Linked DNA regions of Mus musculus: region 2 is linked to region 1. The links are chromatin loops, found by intact Hi-C in ENCODE. Cell type or tissue: gastrocnemius. All regions are shown on one strand. Each heading gives the region's core, and the rest is flanking DNA. Links, peaks and the distances in the headings are about the cores only.

What was found. Peaks named below come from ENCODE experiments on the same cell type or tissue, not always from the same donor. Only the 100,000 strongest peaks of a DNase experiment are listed, where the experiment ranks them.
Region 2: it touches region 1 in a loop (2.4-fold over the local background); 7 of 42 quality-filtered maps call a loop at or near these places.

Annotation. Positions count from the first base shown.
Region 1 is chr13:23,726,160-23,738,820 of GRCm38, forward strand. It overlaps H1f2 (H1.2 linker histone, cluster member), which reads left to right and starts at 12,648. Exons shown (of 1, transcript NM_015786.3): 1 at 12,648-12,661. It also overlaps the pseudogene Gm11338. RefSeq lists an enhancer at 2,997-3,105. In gastrocnemius, for the core only: a CTCF peak has its summit at 6,521 (motif pointing left); a DNase peak (open chromatin) is centred at 6,526; H3K27ac peaks cover 1,457 bases.
Region 2 is chr13:23,557,024-23,569,684 of GRCm38, forward strand. It overlaps H3c6 (H3 clustered histone 6), which reads right to left and starts at 5,362. Exons shown (of 1, transcript NM_178205.3): 1 at 4,452-5,362. The coding sequence starts at 5,342. The coding sequence ends at 4,932. In gastrocnemius, for the core only: a CTCF peak has its summit at 6,302; DNase peaks (open chromatin) are centred at 5,394, 5,830 and 6,084; H3K4me3 peaks cover 1,859 bases; H3K27ac peaks cover 2,108 bases.

The DNA of each region.
Region 1 (12,661 bases), core at 2,065-10,064:
ATGAAAACAAAAGGGGGTGGGGGTTGGTAAAGAGTTCAGGGCTTTTGTTTATCACTCTGTGCTATTTATTATACAGTTTATAAGGGAGTGAAGGCACCTTGCAGAAGAGCAAGTAATAGCTACTGTGAAAACAAGGCTGCCTAAGAGATTTATCAGCCTCAAGCCTGGAGGGTCTTGGAAGTGCTGTTGCAATTCTGGGGCTCTGAGCACCCACTGTGCACTCTCATTTATGTCAGTTCCAATGCATATATGTTGCTGGGATCAGAGTCCAGGCAGCAGCTCCATCTTGGAGAGGCAAACCAGGCATAGTACTTTCCCCATAGAAAATATGAAAAAAGTTATGACGTGGAAGAATGGGTATTTCGTTCTTTGTTACAGCCATATGGGGATATGGGGCAGAACACGCAGCCCTGTTCTGAGAGTTACTGACGTGAGCTTTAACTTTAAATAGGGGGAGAATTGGGCAGGAGATAAGCCTTTGTCACACTGTGGCCTAGTAGGTCACTATCTCAAATCTGGTTTTACAGAGCCTCAGAAGTTATGCCCACTATAAAGTGACTACCTGTGTGTAGGAGGTCAACTTCGGTTTTTGGCATCAGTGTCTTAGTCACTATTCTATTGCTGTGAAGAGACTACATGGCCTGTTTTCCTTACTCACTGGGCACCTGCAGGCCAAGGGAAAAGTCAGAGCCTTTCAGTACAACTACTAAGTTCGTGTTATATGCATAGATCTGGAGACCCCTCCCTCCTCCACAACCCAAGCTTCTGGGATCGCTGAAGTAAAATCAGTTTGCATGCAGTCAGTTGCATTATAAACCAACTGAAAACTATGAAGCTCACTAAGGCTCCTTTGTAAAGCAAAAAAGAAACAACAGTTACTTCATAGGATATTTAAAAGTAGACTTCAATATTTCCTATTTAATATAATGAATACATTTAATAATATTTAAATATTCATAGATATTTAAAACTAGAAAAGCTGTTGTAAAACGATATGGTGTAGGGATCTTGATTGGGTCCATTTTCTCTTCCAGTTATATTTAGAATTAAAAAGCAAACAAAAGTCTTTGAGTGTAAGAGCAGAGACTTCTCAAACACTGCAGAGAGCAGCAGAATCAGCTGTTGAAGAAAAGCAGTCACTGAGGGTGAGGAAAGAAACACACATGAAGTTGACATAGAGCAAAAGACCCTCTACAAACCAAACGGTCCAATCCTCCCTACACTCCCCCGCCCCCCCCCCCCCCAACGCCCTAGTCTACCTAGCTCAAGGAAAGGTAGGGTGGTTGATTCGCCCATAACTACTGTATAACTTTCCCTGATCAGTCCTCAAACTTCTTGAGCTAAACCATCAGAAAAGGCTTACCGGAGAGAGAAAAAGGCCTGCCAAGTTATTGTTGTTTAGCTACTATGCGTTTGTCTCAGGTCAGGAGGGTGAGGAAGAAGCTGTCGTCTTGGAAATTTGCTACCTTTATTACCTAGCTATGACCACTCTCCCTATCTGTCTGAATATCAGGGGATCTGTCTAACTCCTACTCTCTCGAAATAATATACGAAGCCATCAGCACAGTGCCTGGTACTCCAATTCATGGCAACTCTGGGTCGCTATGACTATATACCCTGCTATGCTCCCACTGCTTCAATCAAATACTTATCCTTATTTCTTCTTCTAGAATTGGAGATTAAACCCAGTGGCCATGAATGTGTTAGGCAACTACTCCACAACTGAGCCAGTCCTCTAGGCTATTTCTTAATTTTGATTTTGACAAGGGTCTTGCTAAGTTGCCCAGACAGGCTTTGAAATTGAAACTCTACTTCCCTAGTCTCTTGAAGAGCAGGAATGACAGGGAGGCCTGTGTCCCTGGGCCTGGCTTATGGTATTGTTTATAAGAGATTGTCTGCTTTCCATTAGGAAATAATCCCACTTCTTGGCCCTGGCGTTCCCCTGTACTGAGGCATATAAAGTTTGCATGACCAATGGGCCTCTCTTTCCACTGATGGCTGATTAGGCCATCTTCTGATTCATATGCAGCTAGAGACACGAGCTCCAGGAGGGTATTGGTTAGTTCATATTGTTGTTCCACCTATAGGACTTCAGATCCCTTCAGCTCCTTGGATACTTTCTCTTTGGAGAAATAAATATAACCAGTCTTGAAATGCAACCCAAGATGCTATACAGGAAGTTAGCCTTCCTGCAAAACAGCTGTTTGAAGAAGCAAAATGACTCTTTCGCTGAAGTGAGGTTCTTCTCCCTATATTAACTTGTCCCTCTAAAAACATTTGAGTCATATATGGTGACTAACACCTGCAGTCCCAACATTTGAGAAGCTGAAGTTTGAAGCCGTCTTGAATGAAATAATTCTAGGTCAGCTATGGCTACAAAACGCGATGCCGCACTTCCTGCTGGGAAGCGCCATGGTCTACTTCCAAGCCTGGCATTGAGAAGCCCTCAGTTGCATTGTGTTTGATTTCACAGGGTGGAAAAGGCTAGCCTTGATAAAAGGGAGTGTTCCGCGGCAGGGGTGGGAACATGGGAAGTGGTGAGGGCTAAAGTAGATAAGGAAAAGACTGCTTCTCAAGTCCAGCAGCTGCTACACAACAAATTCGCGGTCATTTTGGGAGACTCCATCCAAAGAGCGGTGTAAAAGGACCTGGTGCTTTGCTCCAGAAGCACACACTGCTCACAGCTTCCCAGTTAAAAGCCAAGATGAGAGAAGCTTGGCTGCCATGCTAGTATTGGGTGGGGGCTGACTCTGGCCTGAAAAGGACCACCTACCTGGCATGGATCTGACCGTCGGCGTGTGGGTGGGTGGGCAGGGGGAGCTGAGCTTTGCACAGGATCAGCTGGTGGCTGGGGGCCAGCTGGGAGAGCGGCGCAATGGGAAATAGTATTGCCAGGTCCGCCAGTTCTGCTCTGGTTCTGACCACTACTTTGTGTGCTTCTACTTCCTCACTCGTGTTACTCCGAGTACCTTGAGGACTTCTTGGAGGAGCTGTGATATGGACCTTCCCCTGACCTAGTGATCATCAACTCCTGACTTTGGGATCTCTCCAGATATGGCCGCTGCTCAATAGAGAGCTTCAGAGAGAACTTGGAACGAGCGTTTGTACGAATGGACCATGTTTTGCCAGACTCTTGTTTGCTGGTGTGGAACTTGGCAATATCTTTTGGGGAAACTTGTCACTGGAGGTTTCTTTCTGCCAGGCTCCAGCCCTTGGCCGTCTCTCTGCTACAGGATGTGGTTGAGAGGAACTTCTACAAAGCTACACTAGCAGGGAACTACTGTTTCGTTGTCCTAGATCTCCAATTCCGTTTCCAGCATTGTTGTACACCACCGTCATCGAGATTGTGTCCATTGGGACCAGCATGCACACCGCCACCTCTCACACTTACTTCTGACCCACTGGGCTGTGGAGCCACCTAAACATGGCCATCTCCCAGACCTGTGGGTTGAGGTCTGGCCAGAGATGGATCATTCATTCCAGGGAAGCCATTAAACAGCCCCCAGACTTCAGAGAGAAGCTGGCCTTGCCCCTGCTCCCATCTTTTCATTTGCCTTCCCTCATGTCTTCCTTACCCACTTTAGCCCTCACCACCTCCCATGTTCCCACCCCTGCCCCGGAATACCCCCTTTTATCAAGGCCAGCCCTTTCCACCCTGTGAAATCAAATACAATGTAATGGAGGGCTTCTCAATGCCAGGATATGGCCCTGGAATGGACTTTGTGCCTGGTCTCCTGCCACCATCAATCTCTGGCCCTGTCTCCCATGCTCAACACCGGGGCCCAGTGGTCCACTGAAGCAAGCCATGTTGTGTTCTGAACAACCTCTACCATGTACCATGGATCGGGGACCCATGCAGGCATCGACTTAGACATTCAGACAGACTGATCCACACATATAAACAGGACAGACGGGGGCATGCCCATTTGGGAACATGGCCTGGATAGGCAGGATCTTAGGTTGGGTCTAGAGATGGCAATGATGCTGGAGCATCTGCCTGATAACCTAGCAGTTGGGCCGGGATGTTCTTGTCCATTGCTGATATCAATAAAAGCATTGAAGGACAAAAAAAAAAAAAAAAAAAAAAAAAAAAAAAAAAAGAAAAAGAAAAAAGAAAAAAGAGAGAGAGAGAAAGTATGAAGACATCCTGAATGAATTAAATAATTCTAGGCCAGCTTTAGCTATAAAATGAATCTCTCTCTCTCTCTCTCTCTCATATACACACACACACAAAAGGAAAAAAGAAAAAAGAAAGAGAAAAGAGAGAAAGAAAGAGAAATAAATGGCTGTTGTAGTTTTCTTTCTGACAGGACGCTCAGTTTCAAAGACAAACAAACAACAAAAAGTAAAACAAATATTCACAATGGAACTTTTGATTCGGCCTCAGCTTCTTACCCTGTCACAGTTCTAGGTCATCAGTCTTGTCATCAAAACTCTCTGTATGTGGAAGGGCTTTAAAATCTGCTGAGTAATAGTTAGTGAATGATTAGCCAGCTGACGCTTTAGCCTGGAATTCCACGGACCGTCTGCCAGTACAAACACCCGCAATTGCAAAAGCCGACTGTGAGGAAAGAAGCAAGCTGCAGGTGACATGCTCTCTGTCTACACCTCAGTGGCTCTCCTGCCCCTGGACAGCTTCTGCAGGCGACCTGTTCTCTGTCTACACCTCAGCGGCTCTCCTGCCCCTGGACAGCTTCAAGCAGAACCCTTCTTGTTCAACTAACTCAGTGTCTGAAACTATTTAAAATGATTAGTTAGCAATGTGAGATGGGTGGGTTTTGTTTTTGCATGTGTTTTAAAAATTGTTTCTTATTAATTTATTCTTGTGTATTCTTAGCTGGCCTCCTGAATACTGAGATTTACAGGGATCATGCCTGAATGAATGTTGAATGTTCTTTTTTTCCTCTCCCCTCCACTAATGCTTTACATAATTTGTGTTGTTCCTTTCAGCAATGAGAAAATAGTCCTGGGGTGCCCGTTCAGTTGGACTTTCATATGATCATGCGTGAGTGCAGCCTGAGTCCCCTTGAGTTTATTGGGAGTATGACTAAGGGTGTGTGTTGGAATCAGGTGCTGGGCTAATCTTGAGCCCACTGTACAGTTATGAACCCTTTGTATCTCCATGATCGCCATATTTATTATCATGAGTACTGATAAAACTTAATTATGAACTTCATAATTTTCTCACTATAAGACAAAAGCTGCTCTTGCCTTATGATCACCAGCAGGGCTGGTCAGGGCCAAGACAAAGTTCTGGGTCCTTAAAGATACTACTGAGATGGAGCCAGGGTACACTACCAACAGGAACTTCAGTAGAAGTTGGAAGCAGAGTTAGAGTTTAACTAAAATATATTTCAACACATATTTACATACTGTTAGCAGATAGAGACACATAGGAAGATAGTTACACCAACTGTATATATAGGATTCTCAACAGAGTAGTGCTTAAGTGACTTTACAGTGGTCACATACATGACTTTAGTGACTGTAGTTAAGATGAGTGCTCAGGGACTTACATGACATCATAGGGCAACTCCTAATTTGTGTGCATAATTCAACACATTGGGTGGGATTATAGTTGATAAGGTAAAACCTTGGGGCACAAAGGCTACACAAGGGTTTTTTTTTTTTAACCTATAAATAAAGTTTATATTCTTTGTTAGATTCTAAGAGAGTTGCAGGTTCATAAACAGGCAAGGCCTATGGGAAGGCCATATGTATTCAAGTCTTGAGCATGGTTCATTGCTTACTTGAAAGAACTTGCTATAAAAGGAATATTGTCTCTACATAGGCAACCTTCACAGCAAATATTGCTAATTGAGCTGCAATTGTTGACTTTTAGCTCTCGGACTTCAACTAGACGCCCAGTGAGGGATTCCTTTGCTTTGTGTATCCCTTCAACTGCCTGTCTTTCTGTTTCCCCTGTTTTGCAGGGCAGTGCCTTGTTAGCCTATTTATTGTGGCCATTTTACTTAAAAGCAAACAAACAAACAAACAACCCCCCCCCAACAACTAAGAACTGATTTAATAACTTAAATCAAGGCTCTATCATTAAAATCTACCACCGTATAAAGTGACCATCGTTCCTGATCATCCTGCTGTGAGCTCTTTCTCACAGCCAGCATCACTTAACTCTTCTGAGGAGAGCTCAGTTCTCCAGTTCTTACAGGAGGACAGACTGCCTGGATTGCTCTGTCACTCCCTAAGCCCAGCGTTTGCGAGGCTTATTGTAGTTGCTGATGAACTCATTGTAGAGGGAATGAGCCAACATGGATTCTTCAGTCACTTAAGAGAAGAGTCCAGTTCACTTAATTTCTTCTTCTTATGTTCCCTGCCAGTGGACAGACTACATATCATGAATTTCCGGTTTTTTAATCATGATTATATGACAAACGGTGTTAATAACTTCTGAAAGGGATAGAAAAATATAAACATAGCCGAGGATTAATGCTTATCTAGGTCAAGAGAAATTTGAATGGCATTTAAGGTAGCAGTCTTGTTTTGGCCTGCCATCTAGTGTCTGCTAAGGCAAACAGCAGCACGTGTTGAAAATGGTTGTGATTCCTAGAAGATACAAATTTCACACATGTCATGTAGGGGTGAAAACCTATCTAAAACTAAATAGAGTGGTAAGTAGTTAATTGGTAGGGATGTGTTTTTGCTTTGTATACTTTATATATATGAAATTTGAAAGTCTTATGTTATTCAAGCTTGGTTCAATTGATGACCTATCTCATTATGTAGTCCAAATTGTTCTCCAACTTTGGAGAATCCTCTTGCTTTAGTCTCCAGAATCCTGGGATTACAGACATGAGCCATCACACTTACAACTAATTATTATCTATCTACCCATCTTTCTATCATCTATCATCTATGTTTCGAGAAAATCTCCATGTAAGTATTGGCTGGCCTGGACTCTCCATGTGGAACATGTTGGCCTAGAACTCACAGAGGTCTGGCTGTCTCTGTTTCCTGAGTGCTGCCATGAAAGGGGTGTGGCACCTCTCATGGCTTTAGTTGAAAACTTTATGCCTCCTCGAACTGTATGTTGTGCTAGAGGCATGAAATGCTAAGACTGCTGCTCTGTGCTGGGGAAGTCTGGGTTTGGGGTTTTCCTTTGCTGAAATGTTAAGGCTGGGTAGGATGCTTGCTATTCGCTGGGATGATCACGGTGCTGGAAAGGCCTCTTGACTAGTACTCACTAAGCTGTTTATGAGCCTTAAGGACACTCACATCAGCACAGTCAGGGATGGGCACTAGTTTGTACATAGGTGTTTATGTGCAGTATTCTAAACTAGTTTTTATTCTTTGTATGTTCATCTGAAATTTATTGTATATCATAAATATGTATGGATCCATAAATCCCACAACAACCTATAAAACATGTGGTTTATTATTATTGGCATCTTTCAAATGATGAGAGTAGCATGGGCACATTAATTAACTCATCCAAGGTTAAGCAGCTGGAAAACAGCAAAGCTGAATTTAACTCAGATAATCCATCTATGAGCCAGGGTAGACAGGCCCTTGAGTAATATACAACCCTGCTTTGTTTTGTAAAATAAGAAAGAAAACACAACTACTCTTATTAGCCATGCAAGTATATTTCATATATTTGACTGCTACAAATCTTAGGTCAGTTAACTTGATAAGAATTTGGTCACATTAGAAGTTCTGTGTAATATAAGAAGATTGAGATAATGTGGGAGTGCATGCAAGGTCGAAACATCATGGCCTTTCTTATGAATTAACCAGCCATAGCCTCTTGTCATCAAAAGTATGATCTGCCTGGAATGGAGGAAGCAGGGACAGAGGTGTTATGTGAGGGTCTTCACAAGCTTGCAAAGTGGACATGGAATGGGGTTCTGGGTGACTGTTGGGATAGACCCTTATGTGCAGAGTCATAGACTTGCATCATTTACTCATCTCCTGGTCCTCCAGCGCATAATCATATTTGTTTACACACACACACACACACACACACACACACACACACACACACACACACACACACAAACACACACAAACACACGCCACTCCTTCCCATCTGGGACGGCCCAGCAACATCTCCTCTTATTAGGGTAACACCCGGGTCCTTGGGCCTTTGTGATGCATCTGAGAAATACAAGTAATCCAAAAGTTGGAAACAGCTGGTTGGACTTGCTCTACTCTCATCCATCTGTCAGACTTGATCTATTCTCATCAATCTCTTCAAAGTAAGGAAGGGACAACCTTTCTCAGAATCATGCCCACAGCAGAGGGTTCTCACATCTTAAGGGTCTGGTGGGAATAACTGTTACATGAGCAGTGACTGAGTGAGCACACCCCAAACTTTGAAGGGGAACCCTCGCTACTAATCCTCACTATCATCAAAGTGTAAGTTGTTGCTCAGGAACTGGGCATCGTCCCCAGCACGTGAATGAAAGAAGTGGAAATAAAACCAAGCCTGTGTGCATCAAAGCTATGTCTCTAGATCACTGTCATCGCCAGTAAATTGTAATCTCCACCCACGCACAACCTTGCATGTTTTGGATCAGTGTGGTATGGTCTTTTGAATGAGCTGAAGCATAAGAACTTCCCATCTGATGTTATATATGGTTTCTTTGTATATGAGATAGAAATCTGTAGTGTAGCATATATACCTTACATATGAATAACATATAATTATAAATGCATTTAAGTTTGTATCTTAAAAGATTATTAAACAAATCAATTTAATACCTAGCTTCAATACCTCCTGCCTCCCTATCCCCTGGACTTAAGCAATTCTCTTATCTTACAATTTCACTGCTGCATCACTAATTACTTAAGGAAAAGGTTTAGCCCATACACTAGCCTCTTACCGTTCGTTGTCTTTCAGATTTTTGTTTTCCTGTGAGTTGTACTTTCCCTGTAATGCTTGTTTGTGTCTGTCCTAGCAGGCACCTGGCCTTGAGAGGAAATTCTCTCCTTGGATGGTTGTTGTTTATGTTCACTGCAGGTGTTCTGTGCTTAAATAAGTGCTAGGAGGCTGTCTGGTGCAGGGTGTCCACAGCAAGCGTGTGCTTAGGGATGACAAAATACTTTCTTAGCACATTTAGCTGTATATTTCCCACAAAACAACCATGTGTGAGATGATTCCTGGGCTCTCATCAAGGTAACTATCTAACTTACGTTTCCTTTTGTGCCTTCATTATAAGCTTAGACTGAGAAGGTATAAAAAGTGTATATTGTCATCATTGTCAATTTTGTATATTTGGAAGGCGAGCTTAAAGTTTTGAAAACATTTTAAAGTCTTTTGGAAATAAGTTGGGGGGGGGGGGTGTCGGGGGAGGTGTATCCCAGGACTCTGTTGGCAATTCCAAAGTGTCTGGGGACCATTTTGTACTGTGTCTCTTTTTTGCAATTTTCTATTTTCATTATGTCCCTCCTCTATGCTTTACTGTTATGGTGTATGTTGGTTTCCCCATTGCATTTGAGGGTGCACTGGGGCAGAAAGGTGCAAGAGATCTTGACCTTTCATGTACTCAGGTATCAACAGGGAAAACATTGTAGCAAAGGTTTGATCTTGTAATTGGTGGCCGTCTGTCTGGAGAGACTGAGAAAATAAGAGAAGCACTGCTCAAGGTTATTTGTAGAAATTATTTGTGAGACTGAGGTGAGACAACAGACTAAGAAGGCTCTAAACCTCCTGACATCACTTATATAGTTTTTACTTGTGCTGCCAACATTGTGTGTCTCACAATGGACCAGTTATCGTTTATCATTATGAGGAAGGAATTGGAAATAACGCGGTTGTGGCTTTTACCATCATCCCTTGGTGAGTTAGAAAAGCACAGGTTTCAATCGCTTCAAGTTGGAATCTATACTAACAACCTCAAAAAGCTTCTCCAGCTAACCCCTCTCTGGCATGTGAGAGGGAGGAAATGGAGAAGAAAAGGTGGAAGCCCATCCCTTAAACTTGTCCTAAATACTCTCACCCTCCTGTGAGTGTTTCTTGTTGTTAAACTTTTCTGCCTCTAGCTCTTCTGCACATTCTCTACATATTTAATTCTGCCCACCAGGGCCACACAGCCTGAAGACATGGCATGACAAAACCCTCATGCAATCTTCATCAAACAAACAAATGTACGAGATCACATGACATCATCATGTTTCATCAGTGTCCTCATTTCATTGGTAGCTATCCAGTGATACTGAGTCTAAAGGTCATATCTCCAATCTAACCTTTTGCTTGGAGCACATATGAATAGAAGTTTTCTTGCCCATGATCTTATTCAACTTACTTTAAAATTTCAGACTCCATCATTAAGTCTCAGGTTGCTTTCAAGTTCCACATTTTATAGTTTCCATTTTAGAGGGTGACATCTGAAGGTTCTGATTGGATGCCCTTAGGACAGTCTGACTAATAAGCTTCAGCATGTAATTTTTCGAACTATTAAAAAATATGACTCATATATAAATATTATATGTAGTAAGCTCATGTATATGTCAAAGAATGATGGAAGTCATTAGTGAGTAAGCAAGCTGGATGACTTTTTAGTTCAGTGAAGAATACAGGAAAATAAACTGTGCATTTACTCAGAGAAAGAATGAGAGCTGAATGAATCCTCAAAAATTAGAGATATAATTTATTATTGTACAATACAAACATAACTTTCAGGGTTATCTTTTCTATTGGAAGCAATGAATTTGCATCTACACCAGGCAAGCTTTATTAGTTAATTGCATTAAAGAGCTATGATTTGATTGATTCGGCTTGAAAGGCTATAAGTTAAAAAATTACAACAATCAAATGAACAAATCTAGGATTTTACAAATAATTTGACAATTTACAGTGACAGGAAAGTGAGCAAACTGGAGAGCTAGATCACACACAGCTATTTTCCTGGGGGAGATGGACAACTATCAGATGAGGAGGACATTCGTTCATTTCCCACGTAATCAGAGCAAGGTGACATGTTCTCATTTCTTTCATTGAAGCATATTGGTATGACGAAGGTGCTTGAGTTGTGTACTTTCAATAATGCCTTGCAATTCCCATTTCAAAGTCCACACAGGAAGGCAACTCTTAAAGTGGTTCTATTGCTAGCAATTAGTCCATCCCTAATCCCATTAGGCTGTTAATTCCCAGAGGACACAAGCCTAGGAGATGCTGCTTGCAAGTGCTAAACTAAGGTTATTACGTGAAACCACGCGGCCATTCTCAGTCTTATAAAATATGCTTTGTTTCACAAACATCCCTGAACTCAATTTGTATAACCTTGGGACTTTACCACGCTTTAGTGCTGACAAACTCATCACATGTTTTTATGTAGACATATACTTAAACAGAGATTTCTGATAAAATTAGGGGAACTTCCTTTGCCCCATGTATTAATTATACTAGCAGAGAGTTTATCTTGTATTTTCTCTAACAACAAAACCATGTTGTAGTTATTGAAATATGAAGCTGAAAACCTTAAGCTAACAAAGCAAAGTTGACTAGAATGCAGATTGCCATATTCCGAGGAACTGAGAAGAGATGACATACAGCTGTCCACTATAGATGACATGATAATTTGTACTTATCTTGTCTCTTATCTTATTGGTAAAATTGGTTACATTTTCTATTTCAAATATTTAGCTTGTTCAAATCTATGCCAAAGGTAACCTTTGGAAAGCCAGTAAGTTTACTGACATCTGCATCTCATAGTCTCCAAGTCTAGAAGGTCCTCCTGTACTAAGACAAACTATTTTCTAGATTAGAATTCCCGTGCACTGAAACTTATATCTGTATTGCTGCCAAATAAGCAACTAAATCCTCATCACTTTAAAAACAGATCTTTCAAAGACTCTAATTTGGCATTTGGGGGAGAGGAGGGCTCATATAGACTTTTAGGGTTCCTTTCCCTTCTTATTATCTTTATTCTTCAGAGCTAGACCCCTACCTTGCAAAACTCAGAGGGGAACCAGGAGCTTTAAAAATATAGCCCAAGGTCTCCCTTTATAGAAGTCAATGGGGTGCCCCGCCCCCACCAATGTAAAGCATTTTAAAGTCAGTGTCTTTAAATCAGATATTTAAGTCCTAACCCCCCCCACCACATTATACACCCCCAAGGCCTATGAACCCCCTCTCAATTTACCCCAAGTGTTTTATACTGGAAATCCCAGTCCTAGTCCATAGTTGTGGTGGGTCTGTAATCAGAAGTCACTAAGGACTTGTGTTACTTCCCTTGCGAAGAAACAGAATAATTGTGAAAATTTAGGCGGAAATCGTTTCATTTTTGTCCCTAAATTAAGGGAAGGATGTGCTCTATAATCCCTGAGAAAAAGAACTTTCAAGGGCAAAGGAGCGACCAGGTAATTTAGAAGAAAAACAGAAAGTGGTCTCTATCTACCCCGGACTTCCTTTGGAGTTGGGGGAATTAGGGACTCCTAGGCGCGTTGTCTTTAGGGATGAGGAAAAAATAAACATATATCCTGAAGCCTGAGACTTCTCGGATCCTTTACCGACCAAACTCGAGAGATTTGGTGCAAGATATTTTAATATTTTCTCCTTTTTGTGAAGTGTAACAAACACAAGTTGGGCGCAGCGCGGCTGCTCAGAGCTTGCCAGGCAGGCCGCTGGAGCACCAATCAGCGCGCGCCTGCGCTCTATATATACAGCGCCGGGCCCGCGCTACTCTATCGGCGTACTGCC
Region 2 (12,661 bases), core at 2,797-10,796, 170 kb before region 1:
CGTCTACGTTTCAATCTAGCATTTCATTAGAGGAGAGTAGGTAAAGGATCTTGTATTCGAGCCTCAAGAGCTGTGTTCAATCCAGGGATCCATATGTTGGAAGAACACAGGCTCCTAAAAGATGGTTTTTGACCTCCACAGGCCAGTGCTTGTGTAAGTCACCCTCTGCTCACATCTAGCCCAGATAAGGTAAAGCTATACTGATAGGCACTGAATTACTGAATTTGATTTCATGTAATTTAAAAAAAATACTGTAAAGGATAGGTAAGTTCCTATTACATTTTGACGTGCCTGTGATATCAGAATTGTATGTGTAATCAGATGTTTGTAGAATACTCTGCAGTTATTGTGTCTCTGAATGAAGTTCATGTGTATGAGTGTTCCTTCTGTCTGCTGATGGAGTTGATTATCTGATGATGTTAAAGAATGCTCAATAAATACACAGGTAAAATATGATCATACTTACTACTTTTCTCATCCCCCACACTTTAAGTCCTTAAAGGTCATTATCTTAAGAATGTGCGTTTATGTGTGTTTACATTTACCACAGCCATTTTCATTGACTACACAACAAATAGGAAATTTTGGGCTGTTGAACAAGTCTCCAGTAGGACAAAACCTGATTTAAATGCTCGTTTCCATGTTAATGCCCTTTAATCCCAGGCAGATGCAGGCTCATCTTTCTCTTGTTTCCCTCTACTTTATCAATATATTTGGAAGAATTTCCAAAATCTCATGAACTGAATTAGAATATTGTCTGATATTGATTGGATTTACAGATTTAGAATAAATATATAACCATATAGTAAAATGTTTATGAACACATGGGAATATTCTTCTGACCTTGAACTCTATGGTCTAATTTCTTACCATCTCCCTTAGCTGCTCAATCATGCCACTTCAAATTTGGGGAGTCCATAAAATGGAAAAATGTTAGTATGTGAAACGTCAATATTACTATTTGTGGATGGATTAAAAATTCAGGAAAATAAGGAAATGTCATTTTTGAATTTTTTTTTTATTTTTTTATTTATTTTTTTGTTTTTTGGAGACAGGGTTTTTCTGTGTAGCTAGCCCTGGCTATCCTGGAACTCACTCTGTAGTCCAGGCTAGCCTTGAACTCAGAGATCCATCTGCCTCTGCCTCCCAAATGCTGGGATTAAAGGCATGTGCCACCACTGCCCAGCTATTTTTGAATTTACTTGCATTTCTGCTAACATTTCTGTGAGATAAAGCTGTTGGTTACTCATGAATCATATTTTTTCTTATTCATTGTTGAAGGTCATTGTCATGGAACATACTATAACAACAAAAGACATCTTAGTTATATATAGCAAAGGAGCCTTTGGACTCCAAACCATTGGTTATTTAAATACTTTATTCTTCAGTAATAAAACACTGATAGTGTCATAATTTTAGGTGTACTGCATAGTCTTTATTCTAAGACCACATTTAAACTTCACACTGTAGGAAGGAATATCCATACATGCACTGCTCATGATTTGTTTAGTTACCTGAAGTCTGTTATCACATGACTGACTGGCTCAGGTGGAATGCTTCAGGCCTTTGGTATTTTTTAATCCTTCTGCAACAGAGGCAAGATAATACTGGAAAAGCACCAACATCATAAATATCAGAAAAAAATATTTGATATCTGATCAGAGGGGCAGCACTAAACTTGTAAAGACTGACTGCTGACTCAATTTCTCCACCCTGGACAACCAGATAGGTTGGATAGATGGAGGACCAGTCTCTAGAAAGCTACAGGACTTGCTGCTTTTTCACATCATTGTGACATCACAAACACAGGTTCAAGAGTCAATTTCTAGAAAAACAAAAAAATAAAAAACAAAAAAAACCAAAAAAACCCAAACCAACAAAAAGATGCTATTTTAAATTTTCTGCATGCGAGAGACAGAGCTGCTTAAATCATGTGCCACTGTGAACACTGTGTAGATTTATGATTATAGGAGATGCGTATGATTTACCTTTGGTCTACTGTGTGGAGAAATGCAGCCAGATTTGTTAACATTTCTTCTTTGCCTCTGTGCTACATCTCTCTCCTGAGTATGGACAGAACTCTTTAAGTGGTAATGCTTCATTTTGATCAACTTTTGGATAAGGGAGGTCTGTGGAATTTTTAAAATCATCATCATAACTAGGACTGCAAGACTTAAGGAGGCTGGTGAAGATGAATGTTTTAATAGTTGTTGCTTTGGGAAAAATAGCGAGGTCTGGTTTTCTTTGGGGATGAGTTTTTAAACCTTGCTTTGGGAGGAGGTGGAGAAAGGAGAGCGTTGAAGGTAAGAACTTTTATTTCTGAAACTTCCTCTAAGACTTAGGTCATTATATTAATTTGAAGTTTGAAATTATTTTGAGGCAGGGTCTCATTATGTATTTGGGATGGATATAGATGTAACTCCTGATATAGAACATGTTGGCTTTTTACTAATAGAGATCCACCTGCCTTTGTTTACCAGTCTTGGGATTAAAGGCCTCATTTTGAATTTTGAGACAGATACTTCTCACTTATTTCATGATAGACTCAAACTTGATATATAGCCAAGGATAATCTTCAATTTCTGGTCCTTTTCCCTCAATTTCCCAAGTTTTGGGATTACAGACTTTTGCTACCTTGCAAATATTCTGAGAGTTGAATTTTGGGGGTTTAAAATAATTTTTATACTTGTAATTCTGAAATGACTACACAACATTCTGTGTCTCTCAGTCTATGTCACATGGATTGTCATCTTTTAGTATCAGAGTGTATGCACTACGTGTGTGCATGTGCTGATGAACAGTCTAGGTATCGCCATTATTTTTCATAAATTTCAATGTGGGAGAAAATACTTAAAGTTGGAAGTACCATGTTAGTTTTTTTTTTTTCCAAATGAGAATTTCAGCTTGCAGAGTGAACGTCTGAACTTTTTAAAAAAAGATTTATTTATTTACTTTATGCATATGAATACACTGTAGCTGTCTTCAGATATACCAGGGATGGCATCGGACCACACTACCAATGGTTGTAAGCCACTATGTGGTTGTGGGGAATTGCACTTGATCTCTGCAACAGTAGTCAGTGATCTTAACCCCTGAGCCATCTCTCTAGCAGGAGAGCCTGAACTTTTACAGGTATATTTTTACATTACATGTTGGAAATAAAGTAATAAAGTATTATCAATTAAAAAAATAACTGAATTGTGTAGTATAAGAGATACTCCAAAGTGCTTTTGTTATGAGTTGTATTGGGTTTTAAGAAGGTACATATATATTACAAGATTCACCTGTGATCTTAATTGAATTATTTGATGATTCATTCTAAAAGCATTTGAGAGCACCAACTATTACTTTTATTGGTTGTGAAAATTTGCATTAGATTTAGAAGCAATTGAACTCTGGCATCATCCTTGATAGGGTCGGCTTCTGATTCCACCACTGAGTCCATACTTAGTGTATGGAAAATAAAAGGAGGGAGGTATCAGGGTTTTTTTAAATTACATTAGGGGGAAATCCACCTTCTCTTTGCCAGAAAAATGAAATTGTGTTCAAACTTTGGCCTTAGTTAGACACATGGCATTCTAATTTTACCTAAAATTTAGAACACTTTTTATTCATCACTTTGCTAGACGACTCCTCCAGCCTCCACTCTCCACCTCCCAAGCCACAAAAAAAAAAAAAAAAGCTCATTATACTGAAGATGTTAAAGACTTAGGAAAAATAATTATTATGACCTTAATAGAATATGGGATAATATATGTTTCCCCTCCAGACAGAGTCACACTGTGCAGTCCTGACTTGACCTGAACTTTGTACCTAGACGGTGCCTGACCCTCTGCTGGCCAAGGGCTTGGGGTGGGATCTCAGTAGGGTGGAAGAGTGGATTAAACTCATGTACGACTGTCTTTTTCCCCCTCTATATCATTATTGGTCACAGACCAGAATCACAAACCTGTTTGAATTTGATACTCCAGGATTGTTTTCTCTGAATTCCCTCCACTCCTTTTACAGCTGCTTGCCAATGCCAGTGGCTGAACCTGCTTTCTGAGACACTAATTAAAAGGGCAGGGCTATTTTCTTCCTAGTATCAATTGCTTCCTCTGATATCAGTTAAGATTTACAAACTCTACTATCTATTTTTAATTATTATTTCCTTGTTAAACTCTAAAAAAATGGTTGAACTTTCTTGAGTCTTTTTATAGATTTTTTTTTCCTTTTTCTTTTTTTAAGCAAGGATTTTGCTATGTAACTTGCTACAATAGGTTGGTTAGCTCAGAGATCTGTCTCCCAGATGTTGGGATTATAGGTGTAAAACACCGCACCCTACTGAATTCTTTAAAACCAGGAAATCAACGGTAGTTTAATCTTTATGTTAAACCGTCCAATACTATTAAACTCGGCTAGGTAGCAGCACTGGCTTGTAATACCATCTCAGTGGTATACTCAATTAAATGATAAACTGAGCCAGGCACAGACCTTTTTAATCCCAGATAAGGAAAACGGAAACCATAGACAAGGAGAATCGTGCTTTAAAAACAAAACTAACCAAAATAAGGTAAAAATAATTGAAATGCCAACAATGTAACAAGTTTGAATGGTGAAACAAAGTAAAACGTTAACTCTGTTGGACTTTTACTGTGTGGATTGTAACACAATCCCAAACTGAAGTGCGTACCTGTTTCTGGCTTAAAATGGCTACCCCAACTCTAGTTGAAAGCATACAAGATGAAATGATATCCTGAAAGCCTTGTTTCCAAAAACAGGCAGCTCAGACTGCTTCGTCGGGTGGTGCTCATCATTGTCAAGAAAGGCTATATATAATAGGAAACCCTGGAACACTCTACAAACTTGTACTACAGCATCTTTGGTGGATAATGGAGGTGGCTCTTAAAAGAGCCGTTTTGGTTTACGTGCCAGTGTAGAAGGCGTGCCTATTAAGCCCGCTCGCCGCGGATACGGCGGGCCAGCTGGATGTCCTTGGGCATGATGGTGACACGCTTGGCGTGGATGGCGCACAGGTTGGTGTCCTCAAACAGACCCACGAGGTAGGCCTCGCTCGCCTCCTGCAGAGCCATGACGGCCGAGCTCTGGAAGCGCAGGTCGGTCTTGAAGTCCTGCGCGATCTCGCGCACCAGGCGCTGGAACGGCAGCTTGCGGATCAGCAGCTCGGTCGACTTCTGGTAGCGCCGGATTTCGCGCAGCGCCACGGTGCCGGGACGGTAGCGGTGAGGCTTCTTCACGCCGCCGGTGGCCGGGGCGCTCTTGCGGGCGGCCTTGGTGGCCAGCTGCTTGCGCGGAGCCTTGCCGCCGGTGGACTTGCGAGCGGTCTGCTTAGTACGAGCCATTGCAGAGGAGGAGAAACGGGAGCAGAGGGCTCGGGCTGCTGCTATTTATGCTGGAAATGCGTCGCTCTGATTGGATTCTGGCCAGCAGCACTCAGGCGTCATTCGGAATTTGCGGAAGTGCATCTGGGGATTGACGATTGGCCGATTCCTGTAGTACGATTTTTGATTGGTAAATAACCAATGGTAATTCCGTCCCCTTAAATAATCAGGTTCTAACTGCTGTTTGGTAAGCCCGGAGACATTTCACAGACGAACGTTACTCGTGTCATCTTCCGGTTGTGAACCTGACTTACTATACACAAAGCATGTTCCCAGAACAAAGTGCTCTAAAATTCTAGTTTAACCATTTTCCTGCCTCTGCCATTATCTATATATGTATGTATATGTATACATATATATATATACACACACACTCATGCACATATTTACACACACACACACACACACACACACACACACACACACACACACACACACACACACATGGAAATTGCTAATGCAGTTTATCTGGCGGCCACTACCTGCCAGGAGCTTTGCTAATTTCTACCTCCAGTTTCCCGGAACCATGCTCCACCTACGAAGCCTTTCCTTGTTTATTATTTTCCTCGGGTTAGTTAGTGTCACGTAAAGGACAAGTGTAGTTTTTAATGTGTTTAAAATGTAAGTTAAATTTCTTTCCAGAGACCAGCACGATCTCTTTGTTTTGTGTTGGAGCAGAGCGAGAAACTACCCGAAAACTCAAGAAAGATGGCGTCGCGGTGTTTCTGAAGATCCTTTGTGTTGACTTGCGGTTCATCTGTGGAGACCTGACGGTCCGAGATAAATAATACTTTGTTCTTGCCCACATGCTAGAACCTTTCTTATTTTCAGGCACAGATGAGTCAGCTTATTTTCAAATTACAGTATGGTCGGTTAATAGCAAGTATAAAACGAATCCACAGGGTACAAAAGTCACCTAGTGGTGGTCAAGCAATCTACACTATCCCTAGTCATTTCTTTTGTCCACAAGGTTTTAGAAATTTGGTCCAATCAGAGTTTAGATCGGTAACTCCTCGTTTGCATAATCCTGCAGTGAAAAATAATGTTGGGAAGAATCCCAATATTTTCCCTTTCATTTTACTAATCTGAAAACAGGAACATGTTGAGATAGGGGATGGGCACCAGATATTTTGAGATGCTCTTAAATAGTTTTCTGTCACAATCTTGTATAAAAAATACACAGGGGAAGTGGAAGAATGAATGCATCATGACCCAATTTCCCAGTTTTCCAACTCTGTTCACTGTGACGATGATTCTCAAGAGAAGACATATATCAATAAATAGCGCATGATTGAGGAGCCCTCATAAGTCAAGACCCGCAGAAGACCTAACTGGACACTTGGGAAGATTCAGTTTGGATTAGGTCATAGTGCTTTTTATGTATACTCCATACAGCCTGTAGTAAATGTTTTCCCTTGATAAATGGGATGCAATTTCTGCAGGTTCAATGTGGGGGATTGTTTTCTGCTTGGAAGCAGGACAAGACAGGGCAAGTGAATGTGACTTTCTGACAGCTGCTGTTTGTTTTTTGTTTTGTTCTTTTTCCTTTTTAAAAATGATGTGTATGGGTTTTACCAGCATGTGTATACATTGCAGCACATGACTTGGAGGCCAGAGGAGGGCCTCAGACCCATCGGGACTGGAGATGGTTGTTTTGGGAACTGAACCCATCTGGAAGGGTAGTAAGTATGTGATCTTAAGGACCTTCTCATCTCCATAGCCCGAACAGCTTTTAGCTTTTAAGTATTTAAATGTAGCTCTAAAAATTATGTCCAAATTTTCTATTTGGACCTTTTACCAGGTCAGATCTAGTGAATTTCAGCAGACAACTGCACCCAAAGCACTCACATGCTATATAGGCTACTATCCAGGTTCTCAGCAAGTTAGAAATTCCCAAGTATAGATAGCTCCTTTGCATACCATACTGAAAATGAAGAACACGGGCAGACTTGACAGGGGAGGTCTCCCGAAGCAAACAGCCTTTACCCAGGACTCCCAGGGTCAAACCTCAATGGCCTGAGTGGGTGGGTGGGCATGTTCTTGCTCATTTTTTCTTTTTATTTAAGCAAATTTAACTTTACATGTGTGGGTGTTTTGGTTATATGTATGTTTACTGGTCATATCCAGTGCTGGGTAGAGGCCTAAAGAAGGTGTAAAATTCCCTGGAATAGACAGCTGTTAGCCACGGTGTCATTGATGGGAATTTAACCTAGGTCCTCTGGAAGAACAGCCAGTGTCCTTGGTTGGTGAGCCTTCTGTTCAGCTCCTGGCATGCTTCAGTCTTTTTTTTTTTTTTTTTTTTTTGGTTCTTGTCCAACCAGCACTGAAGCTATTGTTGCCATCAAGTTAATATGTATCTTGAACATTCACATTGCTTAACGTTTGTAGTCAAGTTACATGTTGGTGTGTGTTTGAAATGCATACCAGAAATCCATGTGTGCCTCTCAGGCAGTGCTCTTAAATATACTTGTTATATCAGTTTTCCTGGAAAAGGAAAGTGGAGCCTGAATATTTATTTGTTTATTAAGACAAGAGATGTGGCAGCAAGGGCAACCATTAACATTTATATTCTTCAAATATGAAATTTCAGCAAGATGGGCATTTTCTGGAATTTTGGAATCACATCCCTTTCCAAAGTGTATTTCCCTCAGGAAGTACAAAGCTGATTCTTTTGAGCAGGATTTTACCTTATCCCTGATGGCCTCTGCAGTTACATTTCCTTGTGTATTCGAGGATGTCCTTTATTTCCTCTTTGGCCTTCTGTGTGGTAAGATTGAAGCCCAACTGAAGTGGAAATTTCTGGTTTCTTTGGAAACTCAGCTGTGTCATGTGATTTTTTTCTGAAAGTTTCTTGTGAGAGGATGTTTTGTTGAAGCAGACATGTGAGAGGGCATGTCTTAGTGCCTACTGCTGTGAACACCATGGCCAAGGCAAGTCTTTAAAGGACAACATTTAATTGGGACTGGTTTACAGGTTTAGAGGTTCAGCCCATTACTGTAAGATGGGAGCAAGGTCTACATTGAGGCAGACATAGTCAGGCAGAGCTGAGAGTTCTACATCTTTATCTGAAGGCTGATAGCTGAATACTGGCTTCCAGGTAGCTAGGGTGAGAGTGTTAAAGCCCACACCCACAGTGACACACCTACTCCAACAGGGCCACACCTTCTAAAAGTGGCACTCTGTGACCCAAGCATACAGTATAAAGCATCACCGGGCATGTGAAATTTTGCTGGATTAGATGCTTGAGATGATGAGTGATGTTTGGAAAGAGTATAAGTGGACCCCTACAAATATTGAAAGAATGCTTTTGTAGTATGAAGCCATGCAATGCTTTGCTCGTCTTTGCTGGTCTGTCTTTGCTGGTCTTTGTTCATCTTCACTTCATAGAGTGGATCTGACAAAGAACTTCTCAAAGTATTCTGGCTGATTCTTGCTGCTTCAGTTGACTCATGCCAATTTTGCAGAGCCTTGAGGTTTCTGCTGGTTGGTGCTGGTGTTTGCTATTGGACTGGCCTACTGGTATCCTGACAATGAAGAGTAGAATCTTCCCAAAGAACTACTTCTAGATTGGTCCACAGATCTCTTTTCCTATTAACCGCTTTTCTCCCCAACCTCTAGTCACTGGGCTAGAAAGGAGGTTGACCCTAATTAAAGTAGATTTAGAGAAAATTCTAAGCCTATATCCAAGCCATTACTAGCTTTTAGATTTAATTTTCCTTTTGAAATTGTGTGTTCGTGTGTGTGTGTGTGTGTGTGTGTGTGTGTGTGTGTGTGTAATTGCATGTGAAATCTAGAAGAAACTATCAGGTCCATTGTCACTGGTAGTTTTGAGCTGGCTGATGTAGATACTAGGGTTCAAACTCTGATCATTTGCAAGAATAGTATATGTTCTTAACTGCTGATCCATCTTTTCAGCGTCCTAAAACTGATTCTTTAAGCAATTGCTGTCACCATGTCTTTAAGTTCTGTTGGACTGAAGAAATAAGTGTACAAGGCCACACTTATTTCATGACTAGAGCAAAAACCACAACACAATTTAACTTTGAGAAACTTGTCAAAGAGCAAGAAACACAGAGGTGGGAAAGTCAGAGTTAATTAGCTTGGAGTCTGTTAAGAATGAATATCAAAATTATCTAGGGTTTGATGAGTTGGTGAAGTAGATGCCTAGGAGTTACACTAGATTTATGAGATTCTCAGAGAAATAGAAACCAAAGCTTTTCTTCCCCAGGTACTTCTTTGCGTGTGTCTCTACACAGACTCGGCAATTTTACATTTAAAGGCTGGAACTGAACATGGCAGAAATGTGAAGGAAGTGGGGTTGCCTGGAAGACTGTGAAGTTCCAGGTACATATATGAACACCGACCTGACACTAGTGCCACATACTTTGACCCCCCGGCCCACTAAATTATGATTATAGGAAGATTCAGGCACTTTGTTACTGGGTTTTTTTTTTTTTTCCTTTAATTCTCCTTACTAAAGATATACAGTTTGGACAAAATACATTAAAACTGGGAAGCAGGGAAAACTCTGTTGTACACATGAGAAGGCTAAGGCTACAATAGGATTATAAAGAAATATAGCTCTTTATTTAGGTCTTTACTATTGATACAATCAAACATTGGATTAATTTTTACCTGGAGCATTTTAATTGTGTAGTGATACAAGTTATTAGTGGTTAGTGGAGCAGACAGCACTCCAAAGATCAGAGCTGGCATAGTGGCTCCTCAGGTTCATACCTGAGGATCTCAGGTTAACCCCATGGAAGCCATGTGGTAGAGGAAGAGAGTGGAGTCTGGCACACTGTCCTACTACCATCACATTCCCACTAGCTTTTATGCTTGGGAATACACACTAAATACAGACACAAAAAAGTAACAACAAAAACTAAGAACTTCAAAGATTATTTGTTATGGGCAATGCTTTTGTTTCAGTCTAGGTTAGCAACATTTTATCCTTGTTTAAAAAGCTAGATACAGCGTTTCAGTTTCTGAAATGGTTTAAGAACTTTATAGCTTTTACCCTCTTTATTGATATGATGTAGAAGAAGCTCAAAGTGATAGAATTGATGCTGAAAGGATTTCCTAACAGATTGCTTAGGAGAGAGACCTTAAGCAACACAAAGTAGAATTTAGCTAAGGGAGTACTGCCTCCAAAATTCCCCAGAGATAAGCAGTTTGCTAATCAGGCCTATTAGAGATAAGCAAAATTTAGGATACTAGAACACTAACGTTTGCTTACCAACATTGATCCCCAATTAGGTTTTATTTCCATAACAAAAGAAATTTACAACCTGCCATTATGCTTATCCCTCTATTAAAGAACTTACTTCTAAGGGGCAGCCCTAGGGGCAGTGCAGAATCACATCCACCATTAAGCCCTGTTCTGCTATTAAGTCTCCTGTGCTTTTATCAGGAAAAGCATAATTCTGTCATGTGGGCAAGATGGACCTGGATAGCAACTATTCAAAAAGAACAATACTGGTGTACTTAAGAAGTAATTCTGACAATATATTTGCTATAAACCTTCCTGCTACTCAAGTGCCCAGACTTGTGGTTTCCTTTCTCTTTTTACATTGTTCACAGTGTAGCTTGAGACTGGGATCTGAAAGCTATCTAAGGTTGACAGTGTATGTGGAATGCATGAGTCTAAAGTACATATAAGTTAGGAAACTCTTTTACTTATTGTCAGCATCATAAGCGGTAGCTGGACAAAGGATATATATATATATGAGGGCCTCCTCCCCTTTAATACTCTAAATGTGCAGAGTGATTTGTCACTGGAAAGGCATATTAATACGAATTTGAGAACAAATTTAGTAAATGTACTCCTTGACTCCTACTTTTAAAATCAATTTTAAAGTTGCCTATGAATTTACTCTACAGGCCTAGAAATGATGAATATATGATATAGTCAAGATTAAAACATGAATAAAAATTAGTAAATAATTTTTGTAGATGGTGACCATGAGTGAAGTTAAGGCACATTTTCATCCTGAGAGTGGTTCATAGGTCATCTTAGTAATGCTCTAATATTTGCTCTGTCGTTTGAGGATTGGACAGTCTTTGATCAACTATGTTGATAGTGTTCAATAAGAGGGGTATATGAGGATCAGGAAGGTAAAGCTGAGGGGCCTATCTTCTTAGTCTACCTTAATTTTACCCAATTAAAATCATGAGTTAAAGAAGTATGCCATTGACTTGAATGATCCCAAAGAGGTGGCTATGATAGATGGTTCTGGTCTTTTCAGGTTGCTTAGCTCTGAAAATTAAACATTAGCCCTCCACCCCAACTCCTATGTTACACGTTCAGTGTTTGCCCGAGGGAAGTAGAAAATGCAGATTCTTCATCTGCGGACAACAAGAAAGGGAGCTCTGGACATCATGGAGGAGCTCAAACTTCTGTTGAAAAATATTTGAATTTTGGGATTGAGGCCATCATGGGATGTGCATCCTTTCGTTGTAATATTTAAGTTTAGTCTAAAAGGTTTGCTGATAGTCTTCAGAAATATTTTAGGGGCTCATGGTTTTAGTTTTTTGTTAAGTCCCCCACCCCCAGTTGGTGCTTTGAGATTCTCACTTGAAAGAGCCTGGCAATTGACACTTTGTTTCATTTCAAAGCACAATTACCATTTCCCATAGAAAAAGTAATGAAAAGATTGCAATACAGCTAGGCCACAGGTTAGTAATTATTTCTGATAAATATTTGCTTGTTTGACCACTTTTTCAACTAGCCCCTGCTAATTATACAGATTCTTGATAATCTATATTCTTTTGAGCCATGTAGGACTTCCTAGTGATTTTCTCAGTGAGGAATTACATACTACAAACATGTCTATTATGTACTTGGAACTTAATTATTTGCATTTCATACCCCATAACTATCAGTAAGTAAAGTAAGTAAAGGCACAGTTTTCATTTTCGTTTTCTTTGAAAGAAGGTGGTCCTTTACTGTGTAGTCTACTGAGACCTACCTGCTGGACTGGAATTTGATTACAAATTGATTTGTATTGCCTTTTCTAGACATTACCACAATGATTGTAGTTATAAAGGTTTCTTCGAACTAAACCTCCTATTATCCAATGCTCCCTTTTATTGTCAATACATAGAAATGATTCCAGTCACACTTCTTGTACTGTCAATGTATTTAACTCTCAACAGGACAAAGTGATTCTTGTTTATATTCCCAGAACAAAGTAGGGTAAAATAGGGGGATTGCTATGAATTTGAAGTTAATCATGGATATAAGGTCAGCCAGGTCTGCAGTGACATTGTCAGTGGAT